Linked DNA regions of Homo sapiens: region 1 is linked to region 2. The links are chromatin loops, found by intact Hi-C in ENCODE. Cell type or tissue: OCI-LY7. All regions are shown on one strand. Links, peaks and the distances in the headings refer to the core of each region. The heading gives the core; the rest is flanking DNA.

Region 1 (5,000 bases), core at 1-5,000, 230 kb after region 2:
AGATACCGCACACTGGCTCATGAACAGAGCCCAGCCAGGTGAAGCATTTGGGAGAGGTGATAATAATAACAGCAAACACTTACTGTGGCAGGCGCCTGTCTAAACACTCCACTGAAGTTAATTCACCAGGATTCAGAAACAACCCAGTAAGGTAGGTGATAGGATTTGGCTGCGTCCCCACCCAAATCTCATCTTGAATTGTAGCTCCCATAATTCCAACGTGCTGGGGGAGAAACCCAGTGGGAGACAATTGAACCTTGGGGGCAGTTCCCCCATACTGTTCTCACGGCAGTGACTAACTCTCACAAGATCTGACAGTTTTGTAAGGGGAAACCCCTTTCACTTGTCTCTCATTCTCTCTCTTACCTGCTGCCATGTAAGACATGTCTTTCTCCTTCCACCATGATTGTGAGTCCTCCCCAGCCACACGGAACTGTAAGTCCGTTAAACTTCTTTTTCTTTATAAATTACCCAGTCTTGGGTATGTCTTTATCAGCAGTGTGAAAATGGACTAATATAGTAGGTATGCCTATCATCTCCATTTTAGAGATAGGAAACTGAGGCACAGAAAGGTTAAAGAGCTTGTCCAATATCATTGAAATAGTAGACAGTGAAGCCAGCATCTGGTTCTGGCCTCTGGGCTCTCAACCTCCACACCATGCTGGAGAGTGTTCCCTGCTGAACAGCAGCTCCTGCAAAGGCCTGGGCACCTGGCAGCAAGGTCCACCCAGGGCAGCCAACAGTGGTGAGGCTGGAGAGACCAGCAGTCAGCTTTTGTTCACTGACACAGCTATGGAGCGGGCTGACAGCAGTCCAACCATGCACCATGCGGGAAAGCCGGTCAGTTCTCTCCACTCCCCTGGCTGATTGACAGCAGACCCATAGACTCAATCCCCAAAGACCTAACCCTGATTCCAGCCCCAGCCTGAACCCAGCCTCGGTTTCTGCAAAACCTTCCCCAGTTAATTAGATACATGGAGATCATCCAACCCACCAGGCAGTTTTCCACACTCCCTCCTCACTGTCTGCTCTCACCCCTGCCTGGTCTGGTATCCATAATGCATTTTCACAACTTATGTATGCCCTTTATGGGATCTTTTAATATCTCTCCTCAAACCACACCTGGCTAATTTGCTAAGCACTGAACCAAAATCCAGAACCACCCAGCAGATAAATTAAGGAACAACTGTTTCCCTTTCAGGAAGATGGACCAAAAAAGTCACCAAACAGCAAACTCTTTTTCAATGCCAGTGCATTATAGAAGGATTCTATTTTTAAATCAATCCACAAATGTTTGTCCTATTGATTTTGTTGATTTGTTTATATATACCCTGTCTCATTCCACTAAAAAAAAGGCTTGTGCAAGTTTCAAAATACATGTAACAATTACAATAAATAGATGTAGAGTCAGGACAAAGAAAAGCAAAGGTAGGAAATAAAATAATGCAAGGAGTTTTATTCAGCTTCAAAATATCCTGTACAGTTTGCTTTGGTTGGGTAGCTTGCTGAGTTTGAGCTTCCTGGTGGCCAAGGCAAGGACAAGTGTATTCATTAAACAGATTCCTAGGGCTCCACCATCAGTGGGGGGGCCTGCCATTCACCCACCCCTGATGGCACAGTTGCTTATCTTTGAACACAGATGGGCAATGGTCCCCAAGGCCCAGACAAGCCACCTTCTCGACCAGCGATGTCCCTTCCCCTGGGCTCCTAGAAGTTCTTACTCTTAAGATAAGAAGGGGTGGGCTACCCTCTTTTGAAGCCTCCTAGGTTCCAGGCATTGTGCCAAGTACTCTATGTGTCTTAACTTACCTAATCCCACATCTATGAGGTTCAAATTTCCAGCTCCAACATCTACTTGGAACCCAGGTTCTTCCAGAAATTACTGGTTACTTAGATGTCTCAAAGTCACACCGAACTCACTGTGTCTAAGTTGACCCCTCATAATCTCCCCATCCACTCATCCAGTCTCTTTCCTGTGCTTTGGGGCTTAGCGAATGTCGCCACCATCCGGTGGCTCAGGCCAGACCTGATGAATCATCCTTATCTCTGTCATGCCCATAAAACACCTACTATCAAGTGCTGCCAGCCTTACCTCCTAAACAGTTCCTGAAGCCCTCACTTCTCTTTACTGCATCTGCACCTCCCTCCCTTGACTGGCCACCTCCTCTTGTGTGAGCCCCTCCAAGAACTTCTCACCCTGGTTCCTCACATCAACTCTGGTTCCTCTAACACACCCTTCACTCTGAAGCCAGAATAATCTTGTCAAGACATAAAACACATCTGACTTCAGCAATCCTGATTAAAACCCCTCACTGGCTTCCCCTTATTCTTAAGATGGAGACCACAGCCCTCAGAGTGGAGAACAAATTGGCTCCTGTCCACCTCTCCGATTGCACTGCAAATCACAGCCCTATTGGCTCTTCTCCAGCCTCACTGGCCACCTCCTCCTTCACTGTGCCTAGGACGCTCCTTCATGCCATTCTGCTCATCCATCAGCTTTTCCTAGCCATCACCTCCTCTGGGGAGCCTTCTCTGACCCCCGTCACTAGTCAAATCCTGCTTAAGCTTTCCTAGTGCCCCACACCTCCCCTTTGAGGCCCTCATCCCAGCTGGGAGGATGGGAGCCCCTCAGGCTGGCCTCACTGTCTGCACTTACACCCTTTCCATAACAAGCAGTTGATTAGCCCTTGATAATATTTGTTGAATGTTGTTGAATGAATAGATTAGAGGCTTGTCACAGACCAAATGATGGCTGCTAAAGATATCAGGTCCTAATCCCTGGAACCTGTAAATATTACTGTACTTGGAAAAGGGTCTTAGCAGACGTGATTAGGTGAAGGATCTTGAGATGGGCAGATTATCCTGGATTATTCGGTGGACCTTAAAAGCCATCAAATGTATCCTTATAAGAGGGAGGCAGAGGGAGACTTGAGACACAGAGGAGAAGGTGATGTGAAGACAGGGCAGAGAGAGATTGGAAGACACTGGCCTTGCAGACTGGAGTGACAAAGCCACAAGACAAGAAGTGCCACAGCCACCTGAAGCCAGAAGATGCAAGAAGCAAATTCTCCCCTCGAGCTTCTGGAAGGAGCACAGCCCTGCACACACCTTGATTTCAGCCCATTGGTAGCCGATTTGGACTTCCGGCCTCCAGAACTTTGGAAGAATAAATGTGCGTTGTTTTAAGTCACTAAGTTTGCAGTAATGTGTTACAGCAGCCAAAAAGACCTAAGGTGAGGCTCACAGATGATGAAACCCAAGCTCAGAGAAGCTAAGTTATTTGCCCAAAGTCACATGGCTAGTCCAGCCCTGCCCTCCCCTCAATCTTCTCCAGGAAGCTATTTAGAGAAAGTTGACTTTTCCAAAATGAAAACCCAAGTGGGGCTGAGGTTACTGGGGAGCAATGAGAGCTCACAGTCCCCAGACCAGGTGAGGGGAATTGGGCCCCTCTCAGCATGCACGGAGCCAGCTCGGGTCCTGGCCTCTTCTCCGTCTCTTGTTCTGAGGATCCAGATCCCAGCTAATCCCCTCACCTCGAACTCCAGGAGAGGACCCTTCTCAGGACTTGATTATTCCCAGCAGAGTCCCTCAAGAAACTGGGCAATGACAGCCAGGAATTATCCAAAAGCTCTGGCTTGATCACTCCTGAGCCACGAAGCCTTCTTGCTAATGTCTCCCTTCAGAAAGTTCCAGGCCCCTGCCTCTTTGTTTCCTCCTTCCCTTGCTCCTTTCCTTCTTGCCACTCCTGGCATCATGCAGAGAGTGAAGCCAGTATGGATATCACCTTGACAGCCGTCTTGCTAGGGGAAGCTAAGACAAGAACAGTGCTACGATGAACTGAGCGCAACATGCCCCAGGCACATGCTAGGTACTCTCACATGGCACACCTCAACAGGCTGAACAGCCAGGCAAGATAAGTGGTACCCATCTTGCTGTTGGGGAAACTGTGGCTTAAAGAGACCAAGAGCTCAGTTACCCAGCTAGGAAGTGGCCAAGTTGGGATTCAACCAGGTTTGCCTGACTGCAGATCTAGTGCTTTTCCCACCCACCCCATGATCTCCAGTCCCAGCCCAGGAGAAACTGCTTCTCCCTTAATAGAGAAGACACCCAGGGGTCCTGCTTTCTCAGCCTGTCTCCACCAAGTCTTCTGCCCTGAGTTTCCATTTATCCATCCAAAAAATGAAGCAACCACCCAACCTAGCCCAAGCCCACTCAAGGCAAACTCATGCAAATCAAATGCAATAATAGACGAGGAGCTGTTTTGAAAGTAAAAGTTTCGTGCCTGGGATTATTATTGTAAATACTGTATACTCAACTCTTGATTTCCCACACTAATGGGAGGGAGCAGTGGCGCAGATAATTAAAAATGTGTTTATATTTGGCTCTGGAATGTGTTTTTGTTGTCATATTTGGAGATGGGTGGGTCTGATGTTCTGGGAATTCAGTGTGACTTCATAATCCTTCTGAAAAAAAAAAAGAAAAAAAGAATAACAAATGCTTGTCTTGAGAGCAACCAGAAAGTCACTCCATGCTGAGTCTCAGCTGGTATCCCTGTCTCTGCTAAGAATGGCAGTGTCACCTCCAAGGTAGATGCAAACGCACCCAGCCTGGCAGAGCTTTGAAATAAATGACTATTGTTGCTTTAAACCACTGGATTTTCAGATGGTGTGTTATGCAGCAGTAGTTAACTAATACACCCCCAATTCCACATTCCTAGGAGGTCTGTGTCCTCTCCAAGATTTCTATGAATTCCTGGTCACGTTGGAGTCCAACTTCTTTTAATCCTTCCATCTGTCCCCCCGCCCCTCCTTTCCTCCCACATTGTTCCTTTCCCAGACCCTAAACCCATCTCTTACCCCTGATATTTCCCAAATAACTTACAAGGTTTTGGTGAGTGTAACAGACTACTGAGAATCTGGAGGCGATGGAGGAGTTTTCCTATCACAGAATCTCAGACGACTTACAGCTGGATGCTAAAAATCTCTGTTCTTAAAAAATAT
Region 2 (10,535 bases), core at 3,265-8,264:
GAGGTCACACAGCGGCCCTGACTTAAGCCTGATATCAGGAGCCAGTGCTCTTTTCTTCCCCACATGGGGGCCAATCTCCCTGAGCCTCAGTAACAGGGGCGGTCTCCCAAGCAAAGAACACCCCAGGGAGCTGAGCCGTCCTGTTTGGTGACCACCAAGGGAGAGGGAAGGAAGGAGCAGACCCTCTGGAGCCTAACGGGATCACGGAGGATTGTCAGCCCTCCCAACCAGCCATGCTGGGGGCGACTGCCTCTTCAGGCTGCAGAGCCCCATCAGGGCTGGCGACGGGGCGCGGGACTCCGCATTTACATATAAATGAAGATATTTACAAATTAATGCATCTCAACGAGAGAGAGTCCCAGCTCCACAGCTGTCTGAGCCGTTTCCTCTTCAGCTGGGGAAAGTAGGGAGAGAATGAGACTGAGAAGATTACCAAGAATTGGCTGAGAGCAATTTCGCGGGTAGCCTAGAGGAGCCCCAAGGACTCCTGGAGCTTTTTGTCCCACTGATGGGGCCCTGGAGGGATGGAAGTCGGGTGGATCATCAGGACTTCTGCCCCCAGGGGGTGCAGGTGTGTATCCCTGGTTGTATGACCTTGGACAGATCACTGCCTCTCTGGATAGAGCGTCCCAGAGGCACATCTATCAAATGCTTTTCTAGGTCTTAGCCCCAGAGCCCAGAACTCCCAGGTTGGAATTGACAAGAATGTATTCCCTCCAAGGCTATTTAGTTGAGCACCTACTAGGACCTTGGCTTGGTGGAAGGTGCCCAGGGATACAGGGGGAATGAGAAAAGCACGGCTTTGCAATCTAGTCGGAGAGACATGGCAAAATGTAGATGAATACATCATTCCACATTCTGCAAAGAAGTGATTCTAAACCATGGGCGTGTAATGAAGGGGCAAGTGGGGTGCAGTACCGGGAAGGAATGAGATGCTGGGTGCCATTTAGATGGGTGGTCAGGCAGGGCCATCGAGGAAGGTGGCACTTGGGTGGAGAACTGAGGGCAGGAAGGAGCCCTCTGTGAAAGGGAGGAGGCAGATGTGGCCGACAGTTATCCCACCCTGCCCACTTCCTCTTACCCCTCGCTCTTCCTGGCAGTGCCAGCATCCTTGGTGCTTCCACAGGGCTTTCTCAGGGCACTGGAGACCACTCAGCCTGCACATGAGAAAGGTGAGAAGTGCCGGGGAGTTGACGCCACCCCGGGAGCAGCCTTGACCAATGACTGTTTATTGGGTGCATACCCAGCCCCCTCGTCCCTCCAGGGGGACAGTTCAGATGCATGCTCAGGAGGACAAAGTACAAGCTCCTCCTTCACCTCGTATGCCCAGCTCTCAGCCCAGGGCCTGGCACACAGTGGGTGCATAATGAAATGTGCAAAATGAGCGGGCAGTTCTGGGTATGCTCCTTGGCCCCTTGGGGGTGTTTCCTAATAGGTAAAATTAGAAAATGGGATAAGAAGGGGGGACATTGAGAAACTATGGGATGAATGCTGTCAACTCTCTCCCGGAGTTTCTCAGTGACCCCCCAGAATAACCTTGAGAAGGCACCCGTATTGGCTTCCTTCCCTTCTAGCTCATTCCATCAGCTTCCTGGGACCCCTTCTCACATAAACCCTTTCCTCCTAAATCCTTGTTTCAAGGTCTACTCTTCATTCCACCCTTCTAGGTTCTTGGCTGGGTCCCCGGTAGCAAAAGACGAATTCACAAGACAAAAGGATACAAGTCTAGTTTGTATACGTTTTAGGTGATGCAGGAGATTTTATAAGGAAATGAAGACCCACAGAAGTGGTTCTAGCTGAGTGTTTTTTGCTGGGTTGGATGAAGGGTGGGGAGTCATGGGAAAGTGTGAAGGATAGAAGGACCTGAGCTAAGGGCAGTAAACTGGGGACACTCAGCAGGGTGGCTTGTTCAGATCCCTTGGAAGTGAAGATGCTGCCTTCCTCCAGGTACAGAGAGGGAACCTCTCACGTGAAGGTCTTGTGACCTGCTTCAGGGAAAGGTCAGAGAGTCCTTCCTGCGCCTGCCATTTCTCAAATTCCATCTGCTTAAAATATTCAATATACCAAGGTGCCAAATTTGAGGTGGCGTGTCCTGAACCCCCTCCCCATGGAATGTGGCCATTCCAGAGGGCAGCTGTGACCTCCTTGGAGGTCCAAGTGAATCACAGTGAGGCTTCAACCACTCCGCCCACACACATGCTGTGTCTTCCATTTCCTGAAGCACCCTGAGGCCCTTGTCCCATTCGATCTGCTCAGGAAGCGATGAGGAACACTGGACAGATTTCACTGGCCTTAATTCACTGGTGCAGGGAATCTAGATTCGAGGGGCTCAGTGTATTCCTGCCCCCGACCTGCTATTGCAGATCCCTCCAACACCTTGGCCAATGCTCTTTGCCAACAAGGTCCTACTTGTCCTTTCAAGTTCAGCTTAAAGGTTGCTTCCTACAGGAAGTCAGCCCCAACTGCTCAAGCTCACCGACTGATGCTATGTCTTCAGAGTCTGCCCGCCCCCCCACTAGACTGGAAGCCCCATGAGGACAGGGACTAGGTCTGATGTTTTCACCACCATCCTCTCCCCAACCCCCAGGACAGCACCCAACCCTGGGCATGTGGTAGATGATTTGTAAATATCTGTGGGGTGAATGAGTTCGTGGTGAACATGGTGGTGGAGTCCTTTCAATGCAACACTTGCTGCTGGGGTGGATGAACAAGACACCTTAGGAAAGGAACATCCAGGCCCCCGTTCCTTCCCCCAACACTCACATCATTCATTCATCACAAAGGAATTGAGTAGTTACCATATATCAGGGACAATGATGGAGATAAAGTGGTGAACAAGACATAATCAGACCTGCTTTCGGGAGGTTTCTGATCTAGTGGGTGAGGAGAGACACACTACAAAAATGCCTTTAAAATAATAAGGAAAAACAGTTACAGTGTGTGATGAGTGTGGTGAAGGGAATAAGGTACAACTGTCCCTCAGGATCCATGAGGGATTGGTTCCAGGACACCCCCAAGCAGATACCACAATCCTAGGATTCTCAAGTCCCACATATAAAATGGCACAGCATCTGCACATCACCCACGCACATCCACCTGGATCCTTTAAAGCATCTCTAGATTACTTATAATACTTACTATCATGTAAATGCTAGGTAAATCATTGTTATACTATATTTTTATTTGTATTATTTATATTGTTGCATTATTATTTTTTTTCTCTGAATATTTTTGGTCCACGGTTGGTTGGATCTGCAGATTCTGAACCCATGGATCCGGAAGGCCAACTGAAATGTGATAGAGAGGGGTGAGAATAATGGAGTGAGGGCATTGCACAGCTCCTCATAGGAGATACCTGGAATGTATCTCCAGGAATCTGGAGACATCTGAGCACAGATCTGTAGTATAAGAAGCCAGCCAGGCAAGGTTGGGGCTTGGGAGGGCACTCCAGGTAGACGACATGGCAAGTGCAAAGGTCCTGGGGTGAGAAAGAGCTTGGTGTGATCTGGGAGCTGACAGAGGGCCATTGCCACCAGAGCACAGTGAATGGGGAGGTCAGCTGACGTTCACTCTCTGTGCCCTAGAAGCTGCTGAAGGGTATGGCATGCTCTGATATGCGGTTTGTCAAGCTCACCTTAGTTCCTGGGTAGAGAGGGTGGGTTGGAAGTGCCAGGGAACGAAGACAAAGCCGTCCACAGAGGAGCCTGGAATCTGACTTCCAGGTATAAAGTATTCAATATACCAAGGTGCCGTATTTGAGGTAGCGTGTCCTGAAGCCCCTCCCCATGGAATGTGGCCATCCCAGAGGGCAGCTGTGACTTCCTTGGAGGTCCGGGTGAATCACAGCGAGGCTTCAACCACTCCTCCCACACACATGCTGTGTCTTCCATTTCCTGAAGCATCCTGAAAGCCACAGGTGGTGGGGAACAGCTGGGCGGGGCAGGGTGGACCTGGGGGCCATGTAGAGAAAGCCAATGCTGGGCTGCACCTTTTGATGTATGTTTATCAGGAGGGAGACTCGGGAGAGCTGGAGTAAATGAAAAAAAGAGGCTGAGAATGCAGGGCGCTGGAAGAAATGCCACTTCCTTTATTACTCTGAGGTGCATCGGTTCACATGTACACTCAACAGTGCACAATAAGCGTTGGCTGCATTTGAGGCACATAGCTACGGTGCACAAAAGTGGCTAAAATCAGCCCCTGCCTCTTCGGAGCTTACAGCCTGTTCCTCTCCCTTCACGCCCGTTGGCCTATAAGCTCCTCCAAGGCTCAGCTATATCTTCTTCATCTCAGTAACCCCAGGACCTACTTGGCATTTAGAAAGGAACAATAAATATTTGTGGAATGAAAAGAGAGAAAGGGGAGATAAAACACGAGATAAATAGCTAACAATTCAAGTAATAAAGTGATCGCTGTCATAGAGAAGATTCAGATATAATACAATGATGAATCAGAGATGCAGAGACTGGGGAAATCAGGGTGATGCTGGCATTTGAAGTGGTTCTAGAGGCATCAGTGGGTTTTAGACAAAGAGGAGCTGGGAGCTGATTCTCTGGTCAGAGGGCCCCATGTGTGCAAAGGCATGGCAAGAGGAAATTGACCAAGTAGTGGCAAGACCACTCTATGGGCAGACAATGGCTTCTAAGCGGAAGCTCTCTGGAATCTGTTCAAATGAAAAAAATAAGGGATTGATTTTTAAATAGGCACATTAACTGTTTGGTTCAAAGAGCAGAGGGGTTTGTTTCCCTTTGAAAAGTTAAATGATCCTTCTACAATCTATTCATGTGGAGACCAAACTCTTTTTTTACAGTTGATACAAAGAAAAGTGCCATCTGACCCTCGTTGATTTCAAAGTCTGAATTCTCCAGCTCCCTTCTCCCTCTGTATATTTTCATGAAGCATACGTCTTCTTTCTCTAAAATATACCTAACAGGTGCTGCTTGCCACATGAAGTGGTCATTCATTTATTGATTCTTTTGACCACTCAGCAAACACACGTTGTTGTTGCCAGGCACTCAGCAACAACAAACACAGGCCCTGCCCTTATGAAACTAACTCTCCAAGAATACGCTCAGTTCCTGACCTGCTGGAAACCCGTTCCTCTCTCTCCCACCCAGAGTTCATCCAGGAGTGTGAATGAGAGAGAGTGGAATTGTTTATTTTATTGTTTTTAACAGATTATGCCTCTTAGCATTAGAATTGAAAGCCCCTGGCTTTCCACCCCAAGTGGGAACCTGGTCCCCCTCTCAAAATCAGGGGTGATTTTAGAAGACAGGGTTGCAGGTCTCCTCCCAGCCACTAGGGGGATGCTCAGCAGCCTTCAGCAGCCTTAAATTTCCCATCAACTGGCCAGTGGCTCATGCCTGTAATCTAGCACCTTGGGAGGCTGAGGTGGGAGGATCACTTGAGCTCAGGAGTTCAAAACCACACTGGGCAAAATAGTGAGACTTCTTCTCTAGAATAATAAATAAATATAAAATTACATATCAACTGAGCAACAAGCCACCCACTGGTGGTGTCTATACCACAGGCCAGCTCACTGACTGCCTGCATCAGGATCACCTTGGAAGTTGCTTTAAAATACCAATTGCTGAGCTCCACCAAGACAGAATTTGATTCAAGCCCAGAGCAAGACCTGGGGAACCTGGAATTCATTTGCTAAAAAGTCTTCCAGGTTAAGATATGGGCAGTGAGATTTGGAAAGCCCGCTTCACACAATCCCATCCACCTGCTCGGATGTGCACACTGGGGTCAAAGAATTCAATGGCCGGCACCAAGGCATAGATAATTCTAATTGTTGCTGGTCCCTATCTGCCAACAGGTGGTTATTCTAAGGCCCCTAAAGCCAGACCACTTTTAATTGAAGATGATGAAATAGCCAGGCCAGCCAGTGACCTAAGAGTCCATTCCCTGAGGCCAGAGTGAACTCACAGGCACCAGCCAGCCCTGGAGCTTGAGCTGCCCGCATACCTGGGCTGCCAGTCATTAGCAAAGCAATAATAGCTGGCATGTGTGGTGCACTCATTGGCCAGACCCTGGGCTAAACTCCTCAGGAAGTGAGGCCTTGCCTGCAGGCCAAAGGGAAGGCCAGGAGCAAGATGCTCTTTCTGTAGCTCCCTGGCCATGACACTCTCCCCAGAGATAGAGTGTGCGCATGCTTTCCAGCTAGAAGTTCCACTGGACCCAATCCCAGGCCTCCTACCCCCAGAGCTCTAATTAGGAAAGGGGGGCCCCCCTTTGTCAGGTCCCAGAGCAACGCTCCGCTCAGACTGCAGGAATCTGCTCTCAGCCTTCCTCCCTGGTTCTCATCTCTCTGACTAGGACCCTCCCTTCTTCATCTCTGGGTCCTCCATGCTCAGCCCAGCTCCTGGGATAGATGCCCAGGGCCTCCGTAAAGATTTGTCGAATCAATGGGCTGAAGGGTTGTATTCCAATGTGGAATTATCATTTCAAACAGTTAGCAAAACTCTTTCCCAACCCATCATCTGGTTTAACCTGTGGAGCACAGATCTCAGACTCATTGAATCCTGTTATTCAGATGCTGACATGGAAGAACGAGAGGAATGGTCACTTGTCCAAGGTCAAGCAGGTCGTGCAGTGGGAAGCCTGGGTTAACGCCCAAGCTGTGGCACTCCATGGGCCATTGGAGCCAGGTCCACTTGTGGGGCCCCTGGGCCATGGAGCATGGTGAGCAGGTCATCCAACAAATGGTAATTGTTTTGTTTGTTTGTTTGTTTGTTTGTTTGTTTGTTTTTGAGACACAGTCTTGCTCTGTCGCCCAGGCTGGAGTGCACTGGCACGATCTCAGCTCGCTGCAACCTCTGCCTCCCAGGTTTAAGAGATTCTCCTGCCTCAGCCTCCCGAGTAGCTGGGATTACAGGCACCCACCACCACACCTGGCCAATTTTTTGTATTTTTAGCAGAGACAGGGTTTCACCATGTTGGTCAAGCTGATCTCGAACTCCTGACCTCAAGTGATGCACCCGCCTTGGCCTCCAAAGTGCTGGGATTACAGGCATGAGCCACTGTGCCCAGCCCCAACAAACAGTAATTGATGCCCACCCTGTGCCAGGTCACTTAGTAGGGGAGACTGACACGTGAGCTTGTCTCTCCACCCCTACACACATGTGCGTGTGTACACAGAGGATCTACCCAGGATGCTTGGTCCCTCCAAGTAGAAAGTTGCCAGGATCAGTCATCACCTTAAAAAGAGCCACAGCTTGGCAGTCCCAGGCCCCTGGATGCCACAGCCAGGGAGAGCAAGTGATGCCTACTCTTGGCTCTGGGAGAGGGACCTGGGAAGCCAGTGCCCTGCATTTTCTCTGCTCTCTTGGCTGGTAGCATCAATTCCATTGACTAGAGGAGAAATCTGTTTAACCTAATGTGTTTCAAATGCTCCGCCTCAGTCCCCATGGAGCTGGGCACACTCCCCTGCTCCCCATCTTCCCCTGCCCCTGGCACCTTCTCACTGCCTCCCCCATACCGGCATTGACCTCTCAGGTTCCCACTTCTTCTCTCCTTCTTCAGGGGCTGCCTGGCCTTCTCTGCCTTTTCAAAGCCCAAAGGTGCTCCAGGCCCAAGCTCCAATGCTCAGCTTGACGCAGCAGCCCTCCCCAACCCTCTCCCCAGTGGCAGAATTGAACCTGCCTGCTGTGCCCAGGGAGCGCCCCATGCATTCCACTTTAGCCTTCTCCTGCTGGCTCCCACCTGTCCACTCGCATGTCTACTGTCTCCACCAAGGCCATGAGCAGCCCAGACAGGGCAGGGCTGATTCTTCTCCATGGCTCCTACCTCATGCATAGGAGCAAGCTCCACAGAGGACCGGCACCATCTCCCTAACTCTCTCCACCTCCTGTTACTGAAGGTGGACACTCTTCTCCTCTTGTTCCTTGACTTTCAGTCTTTGATTTTCCTTTTTAGAATGATATTCTTCTCTTCTTTCTCTCCCCCCTTTCCAAGAGCCCACTTCCTATTGCGGTGCCCTTTTCCTGCCATCCTGTGCACACAGGCTTGCACGGTGTTTTCATTCCCTCTCTCCCCATGCATTCTTGCATCTCTTGGCTAGGAGTCCCTCTGTGGTCCTCAAATCTCCCCTGCAACACAGACTCCAGATCTTGATGCCCCAGAGGCCCCTGGAACTTCAAGGAGGCTCCCGTTTCCAATTTAGAAGGAGGGTCAGGGGTATTTCTCCTTGGTTGGGTCTTGGGTTAGTGAAGACATTTGAGGCAGGGAATTGAGATGATCCCTGTTGCATCCACAGCTGCCACTGAGTTCTCTACCTACCTTCCCCCACTCTCTATTTGACCTTGGACCCACAAGGAGGCCACTGGAACTCCCAGAACACACCCTTCTGACACCAGCCTAGCTCCCCAGGGAGGGAAGCACTTGCAAAGCTGTCTGCTGCCCTCTGGTGATGCACTAGGGTATGGCAACTTGGGGGCTGGGGGTCGGATTTGGTGGGGGGCGTCTTGCCTGGGGCCCCCAACCACCAAGGATGGGTCTTGTTTCTCAAGGCTAGGGACCCTCCCTTATTCATCTCTAGGTTCTCAGTGCCCAGCAACGGGTCTCAGGAAAGGCTCGTTAAATTAATGGGCTGTCAGGTTATCCAAATATGGAATTATGATTTCAGCAAAACTCTTCCCCACCCATTGTTTGATCAAACCCTAGCAACCATCCTGTGCAGTGCAGATCTCAGACTCTATTTAGGGGGCTCAGGTGCAGCCCAGAGAAGAGAAGCGACTTGCACAAGAGCTGAGAGCTCCCCGTTAAGGCAGAATTTTCCTCCCCCGGCAGCCTCCCCAGCTGAGGAGGCTGAGCCCTATGCTCATGGAATAGGGTGGGGGCACTGGGGTCACCTGTTCCCACCTCTGGGTAGTGGCTTGCCTTGATCAGGGGCCTTCCAGAGACAGCATCTTCACCCAGAATCAGCCATCAGGAATTGTAGCCCAGTGCCAGGAAGCACCCTGGGGGGAGTAATGGGAAGTTAGTTCCGATGTTGAATGCACTTTGGCATGTTTCAAGCACCTCAAGTAAGGGCTTGACTTAATTATTCATTCGTCCTTTTAGAAGTGTTTGTTTATTAACTGTAGACATCGGGAGACAGAGATGAGCAGGACAGGTAAGTTCTCTGTCCCCATGGAGCTGACATTCCCAGGGCTATGCTAGCAACACAGAGAGAGGTGGGGAGGCAGTGGGGCTCTGCCAGGAAGAGGTTGGATATGGTCAGCAAGGGTGAGGGACACAGGCATCCATGTATTAAATCATCCAATCTGCAGGTGAGTTTGAGGACCACTGTTATAGAACATCCTTGGTCATTAGAGAGAACTTGAATTGTATTCTTAGAGTGATGAGGAGTCATTGAAATTGACCTCGGTTTGAGTTTTACACTGCCAAATGATGAAGCAGGGAGATTGGGGTGGGGTGTGATGGGGCTGGACAGGCGGAGGTGGAGAGAAGAAATGGGGATGAATTAGGAAGCAGACCTGGCAGCACTCGCTGATGGGCTGGAAGGGGGACACCAGAAAGTGAGAGAGAAGTTAAACGTGGCCCCTAGGGCCATAGCCATTGCATTTGGGAGGAGAGGGGCTCCTTCCTGAGAAGAGGTGACTGATGAAGACTTGCTCTGGCTGAGGGTGTAGGACAGAACTCACGAGTTGTTTGAATCAGATTAGACATGTCTGTTAGATGCCTGAGCACAGCCAGCAAGTAGGTTGGTGGAAACACAGGGCGGGGGAGAAGTTGTGACCACAGATACAAATATGGGAGCCACCAACACACGGATGCCACTTAAAGCCACCATCCCCTCCAGACTCGGGACAGATCTGCTGGCAGCCTTCAGACATCACCCAGGCCAATCCTCTCATTCTCCACCTGAGAAACCAAGGCCCAGAGACTGTGGATGACTTCCGTAAGGTCACACAGCAAGCCAGCCGCAGAATCAAAAGTCAACTTCTGACTCCTAAAGGAGAACTGTTTCCATTCCACAGTGCTCAATGCAGCTTCCCCCTGACCTGCAGCCTGCTGGGCAGAATTGCTGATATGGCAAATCATTTCTATGTCTGCAGTCAGGAAACCAGAGCTGTTGGAAATTATCTACACACACACATACACACACACACACACACACATACACACACACACACACATTATCCTTTTCCTTCTTCTAAGTAAAAAATCAGTAACCAGGCTGTCAGCTTTATTACTAATTATGCAAGTGCTTTATTGCTGGTATTTAAAAAAATTGAAGGCTAAAAATGTCCAGGAAAGACCCAATTTAGTAAACAGTTCAGAATAAAGTATTTGTTGCCGTGGTATTTCTTCACATTAGAATTTGCTCCAGGTGCTTCAAACCTTCTTTAATATATTATGGCAATCTAATAAAATTCCCAGTTCTGGGAGAATCTTTGCCTTGGAAGATAACTGTGTTTCAGGGAGTGAGGGTTAGGTGGAATTGAGGATGATCGGGAAGGTCTGGTGAGCCTGAAGTTCCTGGGAAAGTAAGGCTGAGAGAGGGCAGAAGATGAGTGGTTAAGAGACTT

What was found. Peaks named below come from ENCODE experiments on the same cell type or tissue, not always from the same donor. Only the 100,000 strongest peaks of a DNase experiment are listed, where the experiment ranks them.
Region 1: a loop joins it to region 2, with 4 times the contacts of the local background. A loop is called at or near these places in 2 of 110 quality-filtered maps.

Annotation. Positions count from the first base shown.
Region 1 is chr1:18,529,116-18,534,115 of GRCh38, forward strand. No RefSeq gene overlaps it. Among named protein-coding and RNA genes, the nearest start is that of KLHDC7A, 51 kb to the left of the region's middle. In OCI-LY7, for the core only: CTCF peaks have their summits at 2,010 (motif pointing left) and 2,210; a DNase peak (open chromatin) is centred at 2,016; H3K27ac peaks cover 284 bases.
Region 2 is chr1:18,294,606-18,305,140 of GRCh38, forward strand. The region is part of intron 3 of IGSF21 (immunoglobin superfamily member 21); the gene reads left to right. LOC124903863 (a long non-coding RNA gene) reads right to left here and starts at 3,726. Exons shown (of 2, transcript XR_007065516.1): 1 at 1-3,726. RefSeq lists enhancers at 1-24, 1,800-2,686, 2,980-3,505, 5,510-6,137. In OCI-LY7, for the core only: CTCF peaks have their summits at 5,279 (motif pointing right) and 5,479; a DNase peak (open chromatin) is centred at 5,316.